Regions from separate parts of the Homo sapiens genome. Here region 1 is linked to region 2. Evidence: chromatin loops called from intact Hi-C (ENCODE). Cell type or tissue: dorsolateral prefrontal cortex. All regions are shown on one strand. Each heading gives the region's core, and the rest is flanking DNA. Links, peaks and the distances in the headings are about the cores only.

Evidence for each region. A loop is a pair of places that touch in the nucleus more often than their neighbours do. Peaks named below come from ENCODE experiments on the same cell type or tissue, not always from the same donor. Only the 100,000 strongest peaks of a DNase experiment are listed, where the experiment ranks them.
Region 1: it touches region 2 in a loop (7-fold over the local background); 11 of 110 quality-filtered maps call a loop at or near these places.

Annotation. Positions count from the first base shown.
Region 1 is chr10:79,331,342-79,341,186 of GRCh38, forward strand. No RefSeq gene overlaps it. Among named protein-coding and RNA genes, the nearest start is that of PPIF, 11 kb to the right of the region's middle. RefSeq lists enhancers at 1-270, 1-1,144, 144-403, 271-771, 444-723 and cis regulatory regions at 262-762, 332-832, 375-875. In dorsolateral prefrontal cortex, for the core only: no CTCF peak of the experiment used is centred there; DNase peaks (open chromatin) are centred at 3,970 and 4,510; H3K27ac peaks cover 3,666 bases.
Region 2 is chr10:79,270,111-79,279,955 of GRCh38, forward strand. It overlaps ZMIZ1 (zinc finger MIZ-type containing 1), which reads left to right. Exons shown (of 25, transcript NM_020338.4): 8 at 7,071-7,215. Among named protein-coding and RNA genes, the nearest start is that of PPIF, 72 kb to the right of the region's middle. RefSeq lists enhancers at 3,309-4,179, 4,180-5,051, 5,052-5,922 and a silencer at 9,576-9,745. In dorsolateral prefrontal cortex, for the core only: a CTCF peak has its summit at 4,705; DNase peaks (open chromatin) are centred at 4,341, 4,801, 5,451, 5,648 and 1 weaker place; H3K4me3 peaks cover 1,870 bases; H3K27ac peaks cover 6,669 bases.

The DNA.
Region 1 (9,845 bases), core at 624-8,623, 61 kb after region 2:
GCTTCCTGGCTGAGTGAAGCCAGGCCCCGGCTGACTCACTTCTGACCATGAGGTGTGCCCTGCCCTGGTCAGCCGGCCTCACAGGCTCACCTGTGTCAGCCTCCTGTGATGCTCCCTGACTCGCGGGAGGAGAAGCCCAGATGACTTGGGCTTTGTGCAGTCAGCTGACAGAGCCCTCTAGCTCTCCAGATGTGCTTGGCAAGCCAGTTGGGCTCATGGGTGGCTTGGGGTGCCCAGGGAACCTTCAGAACCTGCATTGAGAATGGCCTTGGAAGTGTAGCACAATCTTTCTGTATTACAGAGGAGAAGACTGAGGCCCAGGAGGGCAGGAAGTAGCTCCAGGTCCCCCTCTTCCCACCTCCTCCCTATTCCCCTCTGATTTCAGCTCTGCAGCTGGTACAGTGGCCCACACTGGAGACAGAGGAGGGGCAGTGGTGGGAAGCCCCCAGGAGTCATGACCCCTCAGAGTACAGCACACTAGGGTGCGGAGGCATAGACACCCTTGGCCAGCGCTCTCTGAGTGCCTCAGCAGCTCAAGTGTGCGGTGGCCTTGGGAAGAGCTGGTGGGAAAGTCCCAGGCATGTGTCATCCTGTTGTCATCTATCCCACCCCGGGGACTTCCCCATATGAGCATCTTCTCCTCGTCATCTAGCCCAGCCCCCTTGCCTCAGACAAGGACTTCTCAATTCCCGTGAGATGTATTATGCTGTGTTCTGAGAACCAAGCCTCTTGGAAGGGGAGGAGAGATAATGCACCTTCTGGGCTCTGCTTCCACGCCAGCACACTGAACTCTTCTGGAATAAAGGAATTGTGTTTGTGTTTTAAAAATGCTTTATTGAAGTATAACAAAAATATAATGAGTACACAGATCATCAATGTAGAGTTTGGTAAATATACACATATGTACACCATGCAGATCAAGATTTAGAACACTTCCAGGACTCCAGAAGGCTGGCTCCCTTGTACCCACTTCCAGTGACCCCCTCCCCCAAAGTAGCCCCTATTCTGACTTATCTCACCATAGATTAGTTTCACCTACTCTTGTACTTTCCATAATCATATAGCATATCCTCAAGATTTTTGTAGCCTCTAGTCCCAGCTACTTGGGAGGCTGAGGTGGGAGGGTCGCTTGAGCCCATGAGATGGAGGCTGCAGTGAGCTGTGTTTACACCACTGTACTACATCCTGGATGACAGAATGAGACCTTGTCTCAAGGGAACAAAAAAGGACTCAAATTAAAAATTTTTAAAAATTAGTGTGCCACAGATGCCGAGGTCTTCGGCCATGCCAATTGTCACTTGAGCTTCTAAACTGTCCCCATTAGAGTCAGGGCTCATCCTCTGAAGGGGCCGTGCTTCCAATCTTCCCTGGTGCAGTGATTTTAAAACATGCAATTTCTTTTCCACCCCTGGCATTAAGAGGTGGAGTCTTATTCCTCTTCCCTTGAATATGGGCTGGCCTCTGTGACTCACTTCTAACCAGCAGCATGTGGCAGAAGTAAGGCCATGTGTCTCCCGGCAGTAGGTCATGAAAGCAACACAGCTACTGCCCGGGTCTTGCTCCTGGGCTCTAGTTCTTGATACCCAGCTCCCACACCATGAGGAAGCCCAGGCCACATGGAGAGGACACAGCCTGTGTTCCAGCCGACTGCCCGGCCGAGGTCTCAGCTGCCAGACACATGAGTGAGATTCATCCATGTTGCTGCCTGCATCAGTAGCTGTTCTTTTTTATTGCTGAGTAGTATTCCACTGTATGGATGTACCACAATGCATGTATTCACCCTACTGTTCATGGGCACTTCGGTTGTTTCCAGTTTGAGGCACCTATGAACATTCACTTGAAGTATTTGTGTGGACATACATACTCATTTCTCTTTTTTAAATTTAAAATTTGTTTTTTTTGAGACAGAGTCTCTCTTTGTTGCCCAGGCTGGAGTGCAGTGGTGCAATCTAGGCTCACTGCAAGCTCCGCCTCCTGGGTTCACGCCATTCTCCTGCCTCAGCCTCCTGAGTAGCTGGGACTACAGGTGCCTGCCACCACGCCCAGCTAATTTTTCGTATTTTTAGTACAGACAGGGTTTCACCGTGTTAGCCAGGATTGTCTCAATCTCCTGACCTCATGATCTGCCCGCCTCGGCCTCCCAGAGTTCTGGGATTACAGGTGTGAGCCACCACACCCAGCCTTTAATTTTAATTTAAAAAAAAGTAGAGATGAGGTCTCATTATGTTGCCCAGGCTGGTCTCACACTCCTGAGCTCAAGTGATACTCGTTTCTCAGTCTCCCAAAGTGCTAGGATCACAGGGATGAGCCACCATGACTGGCCCTCATTTCTTTTAAATATATGCCTAGGAGTGGAATTTCTGAGTCATAGGTAAGCATATTTTTAGCTTTAGTAGATAACTGCCAAACAGTTTTCTAAAGTTATTGTACCAACTGACACTCCCACTAACAATGTATGGAAGTTCCAGCTATGCCACATCCTCAGCAACCCTTTTTAATTTTAGCCATTTTAGTGGGTATATAATAGTATCCCATTGGGGCTTTAATTCGCTTTGTCCTGATGACCCTAAAGATGCTGTCTGTCTACCTTCTCACATGATTATTGGTCATTTGGATACCTTTTTGTGTATATGTGAAATGCTTGCTCAAGTTTTTTGACCACTGTCTATTGGGCTGTTTACCATTTCTTATTGATGGATGTAAGTTCTCTATACGTAGTGAACATGAACTTTTGTCAGATGTATGTATTGTGACTATCTTGTCCTACTTTGTAGTTTTTTCCTTCCTTCCTTCCTTCCTTTCTCCCTTCCTTCCTTACTTCCTCCCTTCTTTCCTTCCTTCCTCCCTTCCGTCCCTCCTTCCTTTTCTTTCTTTTGATTCTCTGTTGCTCAGGCTGGAATGCAGTGGTATGATCCTAGCTCACTGCAACCTGGAACTCCTGGACACAAGCAATCCTCCAGCTTCAGCCTCCTAAGTAGCTAGGACTGTATACAGGCACATGCCACCATGTTCAGTTCAATTAAAAAAATTTTTTTTTTGTAGAGACAGAGCTGTGCTATGTTTCCCAGGCTGGGCTTGAACTCCTGGTTTCAGTGGATCCTCCTGCCTTGCCCTCCCAAAACACTAGGTTTACAAGCATGAGCCACTGCACCAGGCCTGTAGCTTCATTTCTTAATTCTGTTTCGTTAATGTTGTCTTTTGATGAATACAGGTTGCTAATGCTAATGAAGTCTAGGTTATCTGCCTTTTCTCTTATGTTTCATGCCTTTTGCAGCCTCTGTAAGAAATCTTTGAGAAGCCTGTTTTGTGCTGGCCAGGGTTATGCCAGCTTCCATTCTGTCCTTGCTCCAGTGTAGGAGTCAGTCCGTTATTTACTCTCCTGCCATCTGTCCATCAATTCACCTGCCCACCTATGCATCCACCCACCTACTCATCTCCCCATCCATACTCTATCACCATTCATACATTTACCCATCCATCCACCCACTGATCTACCAATATTTATTGCCATCACTGTGAGCTGAGTGATGACAGGTATTAAGAGACTGAGATGGTGGAGGAGCTACTGAGATGAACAAGACCTCCAAGGAGCTTATAATCTGATGGGAAAAGCACAATATACGCAAATCCTCGACAGATTTTTATCTACCCTCATGTTGTTCCGAAGTCTGTAGCTTTCATTCATTACTCTCCGGAACCTCCATCCATTTGTCCTTGTTCTGTGACACTCCTTCCAATATTTGGAGATTGTCTGATTTCCACAGGCCTGAGCTGCAAATAGAATACCCGACCTCCCTTGTTACAGAGACTTGGCCTTTATTGATGTGGCCTGAGATGGTTGCCAGCCCTGACCCATCAATGGCTTAAATTCTGCTTGTGAGCAGCCTGTATTCAGAGAAGTGTGACCCAGTGGGGGGACCACTTCTCCCAGGGCTGACTGACCAGCTGTGGGGGTTTGAAGGCTGGCTCTGTGGGACTGGCAGGTGGCCCAGTCTGGCAGCAGAGAGGCAGGCAGTGGGCCTCAGCAGGAGTTTCAACAGGCTGACGGAGTGGGCAGAGAGGAAAATGGGGGTGGGTATAAGCTGTCACACTAAAGGGTAGACTCCTTCCTGGCTTGAAAATAGGGTGGATTCTGGCTCTTTTTTGCCGGGTCTCAGGTCAAGCTGGGGCCTAGGGTCTTGAGGTGGGGCATGGGGATAGTGGCAGGGAGGTCAGTAGGCCTCTACTCCTCCTGAGAGGCCCCCATCTGGACTCTAGCCATGAACTGGGCTAAAGTACCGCAGCTCCCCAGCCCTAGCCTCTGCCTGCCTCTCTCACCTTGACCTCTTCCTAGGGGCAGTGGCTCAAAACCAACAAAAACAACAAAGATCCCGCCAGCCCTGTCCTCAACATAGCCAGGCCCTGGTCACTCCTCTGAGAACTGACTGCCCAGAACTCCCCAGCAGGCCTGGCTGTGGTCCCGCCTGGCAGCACCTGCCCTCTCGAGGACACTGACCCTTTGTTGGAGGAGATGGCTTGTGGGGACAGCCTTGAGGAGGGGCTGAGCTGAGCGGGTCAGGCTGGCGCCAGGCGAGACCAGGAGCCTCAGCACACAAGGCCTCCTATACAGTGGCCTAGCCGGGGCAAGACCGGGCCCTGAGCAACAGTCCAACTGCAGAGTCTGATGGGGCTGGAGCCGGGGTCAGGACCAGGGAGGGTGAGCAGGGCCTCTACACTGGACACGCAGAGTCCTTCCTCTCTCCCTCCCACCTCTCTCCCCTGAGCTTAGCCCCTCTCCCTACGGTGACCCTGCCAGCTCCAGCCCAGGGGAACCACACCCACACCTGCCAGGGGTGACTGGACCCACCTTTCTTGTCCCTCCACCAGACAGAGAACCTCAGAGTGGCCTCTCTGCTACCTCTTTCCTCTGAACTTAGGGGTAACAAAGGCACCCTGGCTGGAAGTCAGCCCTTCCTGGCCTCAGTGCCTGAGCTGACCAGAGGCAGGTCTGGGCCTAAAGGAGGTCATTTCTGGCCTTGCTCTGTGGCAGCCTAACACTAAGTGTTTTCCCTGTGGCATCTCATTGGACCACACAGCAATCTCTGGAGGAGGTACCGATATTAGCAGCATAAATCAGTGGGGAGCCCAGGTGTGAGCCCAGACTGTCTGATCCCTGGATAGTCCGCACAGCATGGGGAGGTGTGGGGGGAAGAGGGAACTTGTTCCTCCTCCTGACGGAGATGGGGAATGGCTGGTGGATCTCACAGGGGGGTGTGCATTTTAGAGCCATGACTCTAGACACAGAATTTGGGCAGAGGGCTGTGCCCAGAGGTGGAGAGATGAGAGAGAAGGCTGTGTGACAGTCTGGGTAGCAGCCACAGGAGCAGCACAGGGGTCTCCCTTTAGGAAAGAATTTGCTGCTCAGCTGCAAAGAGTGCAGACCCTGCAGGAGTGGCCTCAGCCATCAAGAAGAGACCATGCTCTTCTGGGCAGCCCCAGTAAATACTGAGCGCAGCAGGCCTGGCCATTTGAGCTCAGTGGGGATGCCTTTTATGGCCACCTGTGCTCAAGAACTCCTGCTGGGTTGGCCCAGGACTGGGAAGATCTGTGTCGCTGTCTGAGGCTGTTCCTGCCCAGCCCTGCTTCCCCACTGGTCTTCCACAGGCAAGACGCCCCTGTAAAACCACGTGGGCTCTCAGCTATGTCTCAGCCCGTGCTTCCTGCAGGACCCAGGACAGAACTTCAGCTACTGCAGCGGCAGAAGGGAGGGATGGGAAGGAAACTTCACCTCTGTGCTACCGCCCACTAATGGCATAAGCTCACTCAACCTCTGGGTGCCTCAGTTTCCTTGTAAAATAAAGTTAATTATCTCTGGATAATAATCTCCTCCTCATGGAATTACTATGGGGACTCAATGATTGAATGAATGTGGAGAGCTCAGCACAGTACTTAGGTTACTTAATGTACACAGTTATTGAGACTTTTGGCTGCACTTGTAATGAATAGCTTGACAGGTTTCTCTTTGCTTTACTGTAAGCTCCTTGAGGACAGGGACCAGGCAGGTCCATTTAGCACAAAGCTTGACACCAGTGGGTGCTCCATAAAGGTTTGCTAGAGGAATGAATGGATAGGAGTAAATTAGATGGGGGGTTGTGCACAGTGGCTCACGCCTGTAATCCCAGCACTTCAGGAGACTGAGGCAGGAGGACTGCTTAAGGCCAGGAGTCCAAGACCGACCTGAGCAACATAAGGAGACCTCATCTCAAAAAAAAAAAAAAAAAAAAAATTACATAGGGATGCACCAGCCAAATATGACAAGATGACACCCAGTTTGTACTGGGATGCCTGGGTGGGTGGTCATGCCGTTATCTGACATGGGTGTCTAGAAGGAGAGGTGAGGTGGGGTGGGGATGGATAATGACTTCCCACAGGGCTATGGTGTTTGGGGGGTTCTGTAGACCTACCACATGAACAGAGCCCAGGCTGAAGGAGGTGCCTGACCAGGGCTCCTGTCAAACGCCATCAGGAATCCACTGCATGCCCTCAACAGGAGTTCTGGTTATCTCTAGCTGTGTAACAAATCACCCCAGACCTAGTGGTGTGAAACAACCTCACTCTATCATCCTTTCTCGCAGTTCTTAGCACTGACTGGGCTCAGCTGGGCGGTTCTCACTCAGGGCTCTCGGGTGGCTGCAGTCTGATGGTAGTTGGGTCTGGAGTCCTCTCAAGGCCTCCTCACTCATGTGTCTGGCAGCTGAGACCTCGGCCGGGCAGTCGGCTGGAACACAGGCTGTGTCCTCTCCATGTGGCCTGGGCTTCCTCATGGTGTGGGAGCTGGGTATCAAGAACTAGAGCCCAGGAGCAAGACCCGGGCAGTAGCTGTGTTGCTTTCATGACCTACTGCCGGGAGACACATGGCCTTACTTCTGCCACATGCTGCTGGTTAGAAGTGAGTCACAGAGGCCAGCCCATATTCAAGGGAAGAGGAATAAGACTCCACCTCTTAATGCCAGGGGTGGAAAAGAAATTGCATGTTTTAAAATCACTGCACCAGGGAAGATTGGAAGCACGGCCCCTTCAGAGGATGAGCCCTGACTCTAATGGGGACAGTTTAGAAGCTCAAGTGACAATTGGCATGGCCGAAGACCTCGGCATCTGTGGCACACTAATTTTTAAAAATTTTTAATTTGAGTCCTTTTTTGTTCCCTTGAGACAAGGTCTCATTCTGTCATCCAGGATGTAGTACAGTGGTGTAAACACAGCTCACTGCAGCCTCCATCTCATGGGCTCAAGCGACCCTCCCACCTCAGCCTCCCAAGTAGCTGGGACTAGAGGCGTGAACCACCCCCAACTAAGTTTTTCATTTTTTTGTAGAGATGAGGCCTTGCTGTGTTGCCCAGGCTGGTCTTGAATTCCTGGTCTCAAGTAATCCTCCCGCCTCAGCATTCCACAGTGCTGGGATTACAGGTGTGAACCACCCATGTCTAGCCATAGTTGAGTCTTAATAGTAGCTGCTCCATGAAGAAGTGTGAGTGAATTCATGAGTAAGGGAGAGTGACCAGGGCCTGGACAGAGTCCAGCTCTCAAACTTGGACTTTGCCTGGTCCCCTCAGCCTTCTGTGTCTGGACTCTGCCCATTCAGGGTCTAGGATGGAGACCTGTCTTGCTTTTTCCAGAATTTGACCCTGTCCTCTGTCCCAGGCTTGGGGTCCTACTATTGGAAACCCTATATGGATGACCACTGCCTGCCTACTGGCCACCAGTAAAGACTTCATGAGTAAGGGAGAGTGACAGGTCTGTACCACCATGCCTGCCTAATTTAAAAAAATTTTTAATTTGTGTAGAGATAGGGTCTCACTATGTTGCCCAGGCTGGTCTCAAACCTCTGGGCTCAAGCGATCCTCCTGCCTCAGCCTCGCAAAGTGCTGAGATTAATTTGGGATCCATCTGGTTACTTGTTGATTCCTCTGGTGTCTACTAAGATCCTTATTTTCATCTGGCTCTGGTCCACTGACGCAGTCCCTATTGTCATTTCCTTGTCCAGCCACATGGCCTCCAGGTCTTCAGGCTCCTGGGTCACTCTGTGCCTTCTTGGGCCTCCAGGAAATCTGTTCATGGCTGCTGGGAGCCCTACCTGTCTGGACACACCAGGCAACCAGGTTGCATTCCCCACCAGGGAAGGGCCTGGCTCTGGATTCTTGCTCCTTTCTTCGACTCTACTCAGAAACACGGCTCAGGATGCCTCTGCTTTTGGATTCCTGGAGTTCATCTGGGGTTTCTCACATCCCCTGATGGGTCTTACTCCCTTGCTTCCCCTCCACTCCCTTCTTCCTCCAACCATGAGGGTCTCTTGCAGGTTGGGGGTGAATGAAGGTCGCATCTGAAAGGGAAGGCTGGCTGAGTGATCATGTATATTTTCTAAACCAACTGGCAAGTATCCTAACTTTTTTTTTTTTGAAACCTTAAAGCCAAGTATTGACATCTTTGTCCTTATTTCTGAAGTCTGCTTGCCCCAAAGCATGGAAGGAAAGGGCTGGGAGAAATAAAGAAACACAAGTTACTCTTCCCAACTGTGCCAGTGGAGCCTTTAAAGTGCAGAGTTTTAAGCCAGGTATACCACCAGATCGTTGCCTAGTTTTCCTTATACTTCCTTGCATTTGCTTCTGTGCTTAGAAAACTTTGACCACTTTGAAACCAGTAACCATATGTCAGTATTCTCTTCCGGCCTTTATGGTTTCATGTTACATTTTACTCACCGATATGCCAATAAATAACTCTGGAGGCTGAGGCAGTTGGATAACCTGAGTTCAGGAGTTCAAGACCAGCCTGGCCAACATGGCAAAACCTCATCTCTATTAAAAATACAAAAATTAGCCAGGTGTGGTGGCACACACCTGTAATCCAGCTACTCGGGAGGCTGAGCTCTGAGAATCACTTGAACCCCGGAGGTGGAGTTTGCAGTGAGCCAAGATAGCGCCACTGAACTCCAGTCTGGGTGACAGAGCGAGGCCCTGTCTCCAAAAAATAAAAAATAAGAAAAAAAAATAAACCCAACAAAAAACCCCCAAAAAACAAAACTCTGAGGTTGCACGCTGCACTTTCTGTTCCCCCAAGCAGCCTCAACTTAGGGGGTCTAAATCGCAGAGTCTCTGAACCAGAAGGAGCCAGACAGGTCACCTGGCCCCACCACTTAGCCCAAGCAGCCATCTTCTGTGGCATCCCTGCTTGGTATCTCTCGCACAGCTTCAGCCATGAGGAGCTTCTTACTTCAAAGTATCATTCTGCAATATTGCTGACTGGTAGGAAGCTTTCTGTCTAAATGAACCCAAATCTGGCTCCTGCTCATCCTGGTCAGGCCTATGAAGCCCCACTGTGGCCTCTGCCCCAGTGCAGCCCTCAACTCTCTAGAGATGGCATTGTGTCCACCCCACCACACTTCTACTGTGACCAGCTTTAGTTAGATCTTCTCCGAACACCCTTGATTCGCAGGGTCCCCTGCTCCTTGATTCTCTGCTGAATGGGCTGGGCCTGTCCCCATGGAGCTGAAGCTTCCGCTGTGATCCCGAGATATGCCTGGACTCACCCAGCCCCAGGGCCTGTGATACGGACCCTCTGTCCTAGGAACATAGGCTGCTAGTTGGTCAACTGTTTGAGCCTTTCTGCTCATCTACAATCTGAGATCTTTGTCACATAAATTGAGGCCTCTCTCAGCCTGACCTGCTGATCTTTTGTACTAAAATTCAACAGTAGCAAAGATAGCATTAGAGGCAGGAGCCAAGTTCTGGGATTAAGCAGAGCAAGGCCAAATACAGGCTGTTCCACTACTCACTTAACACAAGGGAAGACCCAGGTAACCTTGGATGGCT
Region 2 (9,845 bases), core at 997-8,996:
GGGAGGGCACGCCTGAGCAAGCCAGGACCAGCTGCCCCGGCATCCTCACTCAGGCCTGCCTCACCCGACATCTGGTTTCATTTTTTCCCCCTAACGGACAGACAGTATGGGGGCTGCTGGCTACAGGGGAGTTGCTGGAAAGGTCTTGGGGAAGCAGATGTTGGGAAGCTGGCTCTTCCTCGGTGCCTTCCTGCCTGGTCCCCTTCTGATCCTCAGAGCCAGTGCTTGTTCACTCCCTTTTCTGTTTTAGATGAGTGACCACAGGGTCACTGGCTAGTGTTGGTGCTGCCTTCGCCATAGCATCCTTGGGTGCAGCTGGTGCAGGGCCCTTAGACATATCCACTGGGTCCCATTTATAGAAGATACCAGCCCTGGTCGCACACACCACTATTTCACATGCCACTAAGAAGGAAGAATGCGCCGCCGATCATACTATGGCACAGCGCCACTGGAGGACACGTGTTGCTTGTCAGTGATCTTGGTTAAGTCACGGCTGGTGTGGAGTGGGAACCCTGGTGTCCCCGTGGCTTCCTGGAGACGCTACAAAGACTAGCATAGGCAACAGGAGCATGAGGTCAACTGTCGCTTCTGCTGAGGTCAACTCTCCCTTCTGCTGGCCCCTCAGGGCTGCTGCTTCCCTGCGGATGTGGCAGTGACTATCTGGATCTTATCTACTAAAAGCCAGGGCCCTAGAGGGGGTCATGGGAGAGGCTGGGTCTGGGTCTTGGGCTGTTCTGGATCCTGGGGAACTGTCCCCACTACCCCCACAAAAGATGGCCACTATTGAGGGGTTGCTGTGGGAGTCCCATGGGGTGTCCTAGGGAAAGAAGAAGTAATGCCTTCCCTCCAGGGCCACCGGCGCCTTGCCACCAGCTGAAGCAGAGGCACAGCTGCCTCCAAATGGGGAATTGATTTTTGCTTCCTGCATCTCAGAGCAGGACACTCGATGTCCTCATTCTACCCCTAGGCGGCTCAGAAGGAGGCAGGGGGAAGGGGCCCTGTGCAACATGTGTGCCAGATGAGCACACAGGCCTGCTCATCTACTCAGGGCCCCCACCATCTCCATGAACTTCTGGAGCTTCGTGCCTGCCCAGGCCCTTTGTCTCACCCTCTGCTATGTGATCAGAAGCAGAGATGCAAAGTCCCAGGACCATCCTGTTGTTCTCTTCTCTACTGAGCGAGGCAGAAACACCAATCGTGGTGTAATGAGCATATGCAGGGATTTGTGTGCCTGGCTCCCCTGGGCTTCATGGAGGTAACGCGGTCCCATCCATATGGCTACCCTAGGAGATGAGGAAACTGGGGTGCAGGAAGGTTAAGTCACTTGCTCAAGGTGTCACACAGTAACAGACAACTGGGATCAGGTCTTGGGTGTTGGTTTCAGGCTATGCCTCAGCAGCCTTCACAGTGTTCTGGGATGCGGAGTTGGATATGGGGTTGCAGGGATTGGTGAGGGTCCTTGGCCCTCCGCCCACCCTGCACACTTGCTGGCTTCTACTTGGATATCACAGGGGTTGGCTTGCAACACTAATTTACACCCCATATCCAGTGAAGCAGGCAGCTCCTGTTAAACCCATTTTATAGATGGGAAACTGGAGGAAGCACCATTAGAGATGAGCCTTAAAGAAGTGCAAGTTCTATAAGGAAAGAGGCATGAAATTGCAGGGTGTCTTGTGGGGCTGGCGCATAGAGAGGTGGGCCTGGAGCCTGCTGGGCAGAGGGGGCTTACGAATAAGAGACCACCTTCTGTCTGGAAGGCTCTTTCTTGCCTGCTACAAGCAGAGCACACACGGCGCTGAGAGGCTCTTCGTGCTAACTACATGCCAGACACTTTTAAACACTTTGTAGGTGTTAGTGTCATTCGATAGCACAGTAAGGCTGGGCTCAGTGGCTTATGCCTGTAATCCAAGTACTTTGGGAGGCCGAGGTGGGTGGATCACTTGAAGCCAGGAGTTCGAAACCAGCCTGGCCAACATGGCAAAACTCCATCTCTACCAAAAATATATATATATACACACACACAAAATTAGCCAGGCGTGATGGTGCACAACTGTAGTCCCAGCTACTCGGGATGCTGAGGCACAAGAATCGCTTGAATCCGGGAGGCAGATGTTGCAGTGAGCCAAGATCGCACCACTGCACTCCAGCCTGGGTGACAGAACAAGACTGTCTCAAAAAAAAAAGAAAAAAAATAGCACAATAACCCTAAAGAGTAAGCATTAACATTTGGCAGATAAACCGAAGCCCAGAGAGATTGTACTGTTTGCCTAAGGTCACGTAGGTGTGAAGGGAATGAGGTTTCGAATCGAATCCAGACTTTCGGAGTCCCTTACCCTGAACCACAGGGTTGTAGCTGCCAGCTGAGGTCAGGAGAGATGAGCGCCAAGGCGTCCTCCCAGCCTGCGGAGCTTTGCACGTCATCTTAAGTGGTTTGGACTCAGCAGTGGGGGCCATGTGCGGTTTCAGCAGGAGTGCTAGCCTCGCCTGCTTCACCGCAGTACCTCCAGAACACACAAGGTGCTCAGCAGCCAGTTGTTGAATGAACGTTGGGTGAGTGATAGAACACCTTGGTACTGTAGGTTAGAATGGATCGAGGTGAGGGAGTCTGGTCACAAGGATGCAGTTTGGAGAGGTGAGGGGAGCTCAGTGGGTTCACTTTAGACGAGTTGGGTGGTGCGTGCTTTTACGTTTTACGCTGAGACATTTGAGGAGTGCTTGGAAGTCTGGATTAAGGCTCAGCATTGGCAGTTCGAGTCTGGGATGATTCCCTGCTGCTGTCCCAGCCCCAGCTGTGGTCACCATGAGGTGAGCTGGAAGGCCCCAAGGTCCTCGGCACCAGCCCCTGGACAGGCTGGAGAGGATGACAGGGGATGGGGCTTGGTGAGGAGCCTGAGAGCCCAGTTTCTGGGGTGCCTGTACCCAGCTCAGCACCTGCTTGATAAGAACCTGGTGCCTTGGGTGATGGGGGAGAGGGGATTTGTTTAGGGGTCAGAAGCAGTGCATTTGCAGGTGGTTGTGCCTCTATTTCTCCTCCCCCAAAGAAGGCTGTTACCCATCAGAGATCTTGCTGGAGGAGAGGGGGCAGTGGGTACTGCCATAGCTGTACTGTCAGCTTGGCTGACGGGGGGTGGTCCCATGGGCCTCTGTGGCCAGCTCTGCAGGCCCCCTCCTGACCCTAACCCCCTTTCTGTGGCTGAACCTCTGCTCCCAACAGCCCCTCCTGCTTCTTGGTTTCTTTTTTCTTTCTTTCTTTCTTTCCTTTTTGGAGGGGAATGGAGTCTTGCTGTGTTGCCCAGGCTGGAGGGCAGTGACGCGATCTCAGATCACTGCAGCCTCCACCTCCCGAGGTCAAGCAATTCTGCTCAGCCTCCCGAGTAGCTGAGATTAGAGGCGCTGGCTACCACACCTGGCTAATTTTTGTATTTTTAGTAGAGACAGCATTTCATTATATTGGCAAGGTTAGTCTCGAACTCCTGACCTCAAGTGATCTGCCCGCCTCAGCCTCCCAAACTGCTGTGATTACAGGTGTGAGCCATCACGCCCAGCCCCTGCTTCTTGGTTTCTGACAGGCAGAAGGCCTCCCCATGTTGACACCCCAGATTGGAAGGGGCCCAAAAAGTTTGCAGGGTGGAGCTACAATTCCTCTCCACGCCCCTTGGCAGGCTTTGGAGTATCTCACTGCCAATTGCTTAGCCCCTTGGAGGGTGGCCGTGGGTCTAATGGCATTCATTGACAGCTGTGCAAGTGATGTGTACGTGGGCCTCCCGCCGTGGGAGCACCAGGCAGGAGGCCAATCGTCACCCGTCTGTGGGAGAGAGGCAGTCACATGTACTGGCCAAGGCTGTCCTGGGCCCAAGCGAGCTGCATTTTATGAAGGGGGAAAGGGACATTGGGTCCTAGCTGCCATTTTAATTTGAAAATTGGGGACCTCTGTGTAAAAAGGGGCCTTTGGGGCCAGCTCTCTTAACCACTGGTAAGTGGGGCCCACAGGACAAGGGACAGGCTGGCCATGTTGGTTGCTTAGGCAGTAGAAGGCACTCTTGACCCTGCCTGCAGCACAGAGGGGCTCAGGTCAGGACTGACACTGCCCTCCCATTGCCTGGTATGCTCTGCGCACACCACACCAGGTCCTCCCGTCTCTCCCACTCACCCTGGGACTGTTTTTGCCATTCTAGCAAGTGCACAGACCAAAGGCACGCAGGTCAAAGAAGCATGCAGGCCAGCCCCGCCTAATTAGAGCAGACAGACTTCCCAGTCCAGATGTGTGAGTGACTGGCCAGGCGCACCCAGACACCCGCCCAGCTGGTGTCACTCTGTCTGTCCTTGCGTAATCCCCTGCCTGCCTCTGTCTGTCCCTGTCAGCCCTCCTGGTTCTCTCGACAGTGCCCAGACTCTCTTTTTGGCTGCGAATTCCCGGGTGTTGTCATTAACCCACGTTTGCCTCAGAACAACTTGTGTTGGTTTGCACCATAAGGAGAACACGCACAACATCCACTGCCCCGCATGCGGCTGCCAGCGTGGCCTCTGTGCTCACCGGCCTCGGGGGTGAGGGGTGGTGACTCCCCATCCCCCCACCACCTCTTGGTTGTAAGAAAGTGGCCTTTGTGGCTGGCTGATCCACATATCACGCCTGTTTGCGGCATGCCAGACTGTACAGCAAGGCCCTGTCACGCAGCCAGCCTGCCTTTATTCCCTTTATGGAAACCACTCCACTAGGGGCAGGAGGACAAGGGCTGTCCTTGGCTGAGCAGGGGGTGGCCCGTGACATTGGAGGAAAGCCCTGATTCCCCTGTGGTGCCTCCGCCCCCTGCATGGCAGGCCAGCCCCCAGGAGGAGCGAGGGCTGCGAGGGGTGGGGCGGGCAGCAGGCGGCACCATCTGTGGCCGTCCTTTGTGCTGGCAGTGGAGTGATCCCTCCGTCACTGCGATCCAGCGGGCCTCGTGCTTGGCGTGCAAATGAGTTTCCAGATGCCCAGTGCCCCCGCACAAGAGGCGGTACCTAGGGGCCTGGGAGAAGGATGGAGTGGGCTGGAGGCTCGTTTTTGTGTGTCCTGGCCTGCCCGAATAGGCTGCCTTTCCAGCTGTAGCACATGTGTGCTGGACACCCACATAGGGGTGTTTGTTGGTTTCTGTGCAGACACACATGACAGAGGAGAGTGTCTCTTCTCTCATACTGTCCTCCTTTTGAGGGTGGTGGCAAGGTGACCCCACGGAGGGGGGCAGGACACATCTTTTAAGACTTAGCTCATCCACCAGGCCCCCTCCTGGAGGGAGAAACAGGGCCCCTCTTGGGGACCACAGCCCCTGCTTGCCTTCTTGGTTGGGCATCTTTGTGTACCACACAAGCTGAGCAGATGGAGCAAGCAGCTCTGGCGACTTCTCGGGGCTTTGGGCTGACGGGAACCCCGTCCAGGATCTGGGCGGCTTGGGATGGCAGCCTGCCCAGCCACTCCCGGTCACTGTGCCTATGGGTGTCTTCCACCAGTGCCGGCCAAACGTGGTGGCGTACAAGAGGCCTGAGGGGTTCCTTATTGAGTCAGAGGGGCTGGGGAGCTGTGAACACCTAGGATTTTGCCTTCTGAAGGCTTTCACCTCCTCCCCACCTTCTGGTCCAGCCTCAGGCTCTACCACCAGGGCATGGGGCCAGGAGCAGGAGCACTGTCTCTGTCCCTGCTGACTCTGGCTGTGGTTACTGTGAGTAGCTTTGCCTGACTGGGCCCCCGTCTACTCATCTGTAGAATGAGGATAATAATAGCTAATGATGTCCTAGATGGTCAAGAAAAAAAAAGGATGCAGAAGCACGTTGTGCAGCATCCAGATGGGAGACCCTTGAAATGTGGAGTCGGCTTTGCACCCAGCCAAGTGGCTGAGCAGTTATGATTCAAAATATGCCTGGCCACTCTTGCCCATCGACTACTTCCATAACGCTCAGGTCACTCCCAGCAGGAGTAGGACATCAGCTGAGGTGTGGCCACCCTTTGTCCAGCATTCCACAGACCCAGCAGGCCCCCATCCGTCCCTCCCTGCAGCCTGGGAGGAAGGCAGGACACGAGGCATTACTCCTTTTTACCTCTAAGCAAACTGAGGCCCAGAGAGTCTGTGGGCTCCTGAAGTCAAACAGCAAGATGGTGACTGAGCGCAGCCAGTTCCCCAGCCCTCAGCGTCCTCATGTACTTCAGGAGGACAGGCCAGCTGAGACACGATGGACAGCCCAGGCTGAGACACGCTGGCCTGGGAGGCGCTTTTGGCTCCTGTGGCCACGTGGGGACAGTGAACAGTGAAAGAAAATGGAAGTTTTCCCCAGTCCCCAGTTCATGTGGGGCTCTCTTATCCCGGATGTGGATGGCTGCTCTGTGCTCCTGCCTTGGGCACCCCTGGCTGCCTCCTGCTTGGCCCCCCACCACCCTGGCCACCCTCTGCTCTGGACATCCTTTGTCTTCCTAGGCATTTGTGCCCAGCAGAGCAGGGACCAACCGTGGGTGTGACCAGAAGGTGTGTGCTAGGGGGCCAGTTTCTGGGCAGGAGTTTCAGGGACAGCCCTGCAGACACTCCTAGGTTGTCAGCAGATTCCAAGATTTTGTTCAAACCTTGTGATGTTTGAGCCCACCCATGGGGAGAAGCCACGCTTTGCCTCTGATCGAAGTGTGAGGGAGTGAGCTTCCCTGAGGGGGATCTGGGGTGGTGGGCAGCTGCTAAGCTTGCCCTGACTCAAGGTCTGTGTCAGGCCCCCTCACTCCTCCAGTTTCCACTTGGCACCATCTCTGCCACCCTTCCCATCATCCTGACTCTCCCCCTCTTTGCCTCCACGGACCACTACTTCCTGCACGCGGGCCATTCTGACCCCCTCTTCATGACAGAAACTTTTGTATCCTCCTTCAAGGGTGTCAGTCCCATCTTACAGTTGAGAATACTGAGGCCTCCCAAGAGGGCTGAGTAAGTCTTCTGGCGTCACACGAATCTGGGAGCAAAACCAGCATGGATAGCACCCAGTCTGGGGAGAGTTGGGGGGGGGTCTTGGTGTGGCAGAGCATGATGAACAAGCACCCACTGACTGTCCTGTCCTTCCTGCAGCCTTGTTGTCCTCCTGGTGCGAAGAGCTCGGCCGCCTGCTGCTGCTCCGACATCAGAAGAGCCGCCAGAGCGATCCCCCTGGGAAACTCCCCATGCAGCCCCCTCTCAGCTCCATGAGCTCCATGAAACCCACTCTGTCGCACAGGTAAGTGGGTGGGTGCCATGGGTGCAGGTACTGAGCAGACACCCCTCTGGTCTCAGATCTCCTTGGACATGTCCCTGGGGTGGGGGCCTCTGTGCAACCATGAGGATGTTGCATTTTCTAAGGTGCAGTTGTTTTTTTACATCTTCGTGGGTGAGCCCTGTTTCTCCCTCTCAAACAGGTTGAAAGCACTGAGTTTGTCACTTTGGTGGAGGCTGTTTTTCTTCAGGTTCTAGGCTTCTGGCAGAACGTTAGAAATTCTGAGCTCAGCACCTTCCCTCTTTCTTGACCAGGGTATTGGGCAAACCCAGAGAAACCAGGGGCTGACAGGGATCTCAGGAAGGCCACGGGGTTGGTGGTTCCAGCCAAGATGGGGACAGAGCCAGCCCAGGCCAGCCACCCTGGAGCCAAGTAAGACTGGGCTGGGTCCACCAGAAGCCCAGGGTCACAGGCAGGCATGGGCTTGCTGGAGGCCGACAGCACCGAGGGATTGTCCAGTCCACCTGTGCCAGCCTCAGAAGGAGCACGTGGCCAGGACTGGCAATTCCCCCAGTTAATTATCTTTTGAGTCCCTTGCTGAGCTGGGGATGCTCTCTCTGAGCGCTCTGCAGGCTGACCCTGCAACAACAGGGCCTGTCATGCTGTCTGCTCTCCCCTGTGTGTGTCTCCGCTAATGATCAGGAGGGTCATTTGCAGTCAGAGCTCGGCTCTCATTATCCAGCCTGACTGAGGGACCCGCAGCCCAGAGCACACTGCAGGCAGACCTGGGTCGCACCATCGAGGTGCTGCTGGGAACTCGGGTGTCAGCCACGCTTTATAAATCGAATTAGAGGCTTGTTGACTTTCTGAGCTGGAAAGGACCTTAGTGCTCATCATGTCCAGTGCCCTCCCTGGGCCTGATTGCCCCTGACATGTGGTTGCCTGCCTTGGTCATAAGCCCTTTGTACCATCGCAAGCCCACCACCACCCAAGGGCACTGCCTCCTCAGATCCTGGGTCTGGCTGCTGAGCAGCTCCAAGCTTCTCTTCTGTAGCAGTGTTCCTTAGTGCATTTACACAGGGTAGTTTTTCTTTTTATTATTATTATTTATTATTATTATTATTTTAATTCTTTTTTTTAATTTTTTTTAGTATTTATTGATCATTCTTGGGTGTTTCTCGGAGAGGGGGATTTGGCAGGGTCATAGGACAATAGTGCAGGGAAGGTCAGCAGATAAACACGTGAACAAAGGTCTCTGGTTTTCCTAGGCAGAGGGTCCTGCCGCCCTCCGCAGTGTTTGTGTCCCTGGGTACTTGAGATTAGGGAGTGGTGATGACTCTTAACGAGCATGCTGCCTTCAAGCATCTGTTTAACAAAGCACATCTTGCACCGCCCTTAATCCATTTAACCCTTAGTGGACACAGCACATGTTTCAGAGAGCACGGGGTTGGGGGTAAGGTTATAGATTAACAGCATCCCAAGGCAGAAGAATTTTTCTTAGTACAGAACAAAATGGAGTCTCCTATGTCTACTTCTTTCTACACAGACACAGTAACAATCTGATCTCTCTTTCTTTTCCCCACATTTCCCCCTTTTCTATTCGACAAAACCACCATCATCATCATGGCCCGTTCTCAATGAGCTGTTGGGTACACCTCCCAGACAGGGTGGTGGCGGGGCAGAGGGGCTCCTCACTTCCCAGACGGGGTGGCCGGGCAGAGGCGCCACCCACGTCCCAGACGGGGCGGCGGCCGGGCGGGGGCTGCCCCCCACCTCCAGGACGGGGCAGCTGGCCGGACAGGGGCTGCCCCCCACCTCCCGGACGGGGCGGCTGGCCGGACGGGGGCTGCCCCCGACCTCCCGGACGGGGCAGCTGCCAGGGGGAGGGGCTCCTCACTTCCCGGACGGGGCGGCTGCCGGGCGGTGGGGCTCCTCACTTCTCAGACTGGGCGGCCGGTCAGAGACGCTCCTCACCTCCCAGATGGGGTGGTGGCGGGGCAGAGACACTCCTCAGTTCCCAGACGGGGTCGCGGCCGGGCAGAGGTGCTCTTCACATCTCAGACGGGGTGGCGGGGCAGAGGCGCTCCCCACATCCCAGACGATGGGCAGCTGGGCAGAGACGCTCCTCACTTCCTAGACGGGATGTCAGCCGGGAAGAGGCGCTCCTCACTTCCCAGACTGGGCGGCCGGGCAGAGGGGCTCCTCACATCCCAGATGATGGGCGGCCAGGCAGAGACGCTCCTCACTTCCTAGACAGGGTGGCGGCTGGGCAGAGGCTGCAATCTCGGCACTTTGGGAGGCCAAGGCAGGCAGCTGGGAGGTGGAGATTGTAGCGAGCCGAGATCACGCCACTGCACTCCAGCCTGGGCAACATTGAGCACTGAGTGAGCGAGACTCCGTCTGCAATCCGGCACCTTGGGAGGCTGAGGCTGGCAGATCACTCACGGTCAGGAGCTGGAGACCAGCCTGGCCAACACGGCGAAACCCCGTCTCCACCAAAAAATAGGAAAACCAGTCAGGCATGGTGGCACGCGCCTGCAATCCCAGGCACTCGGCAGGCTGAGGCAGGAGAATCAGGCAGGGAGGTTGCAGTGAGCCGAGATGGCGGCAGTACAGTCCAGCCTCGGCTAGGTATCAGAGGGAGAGACCGTGCA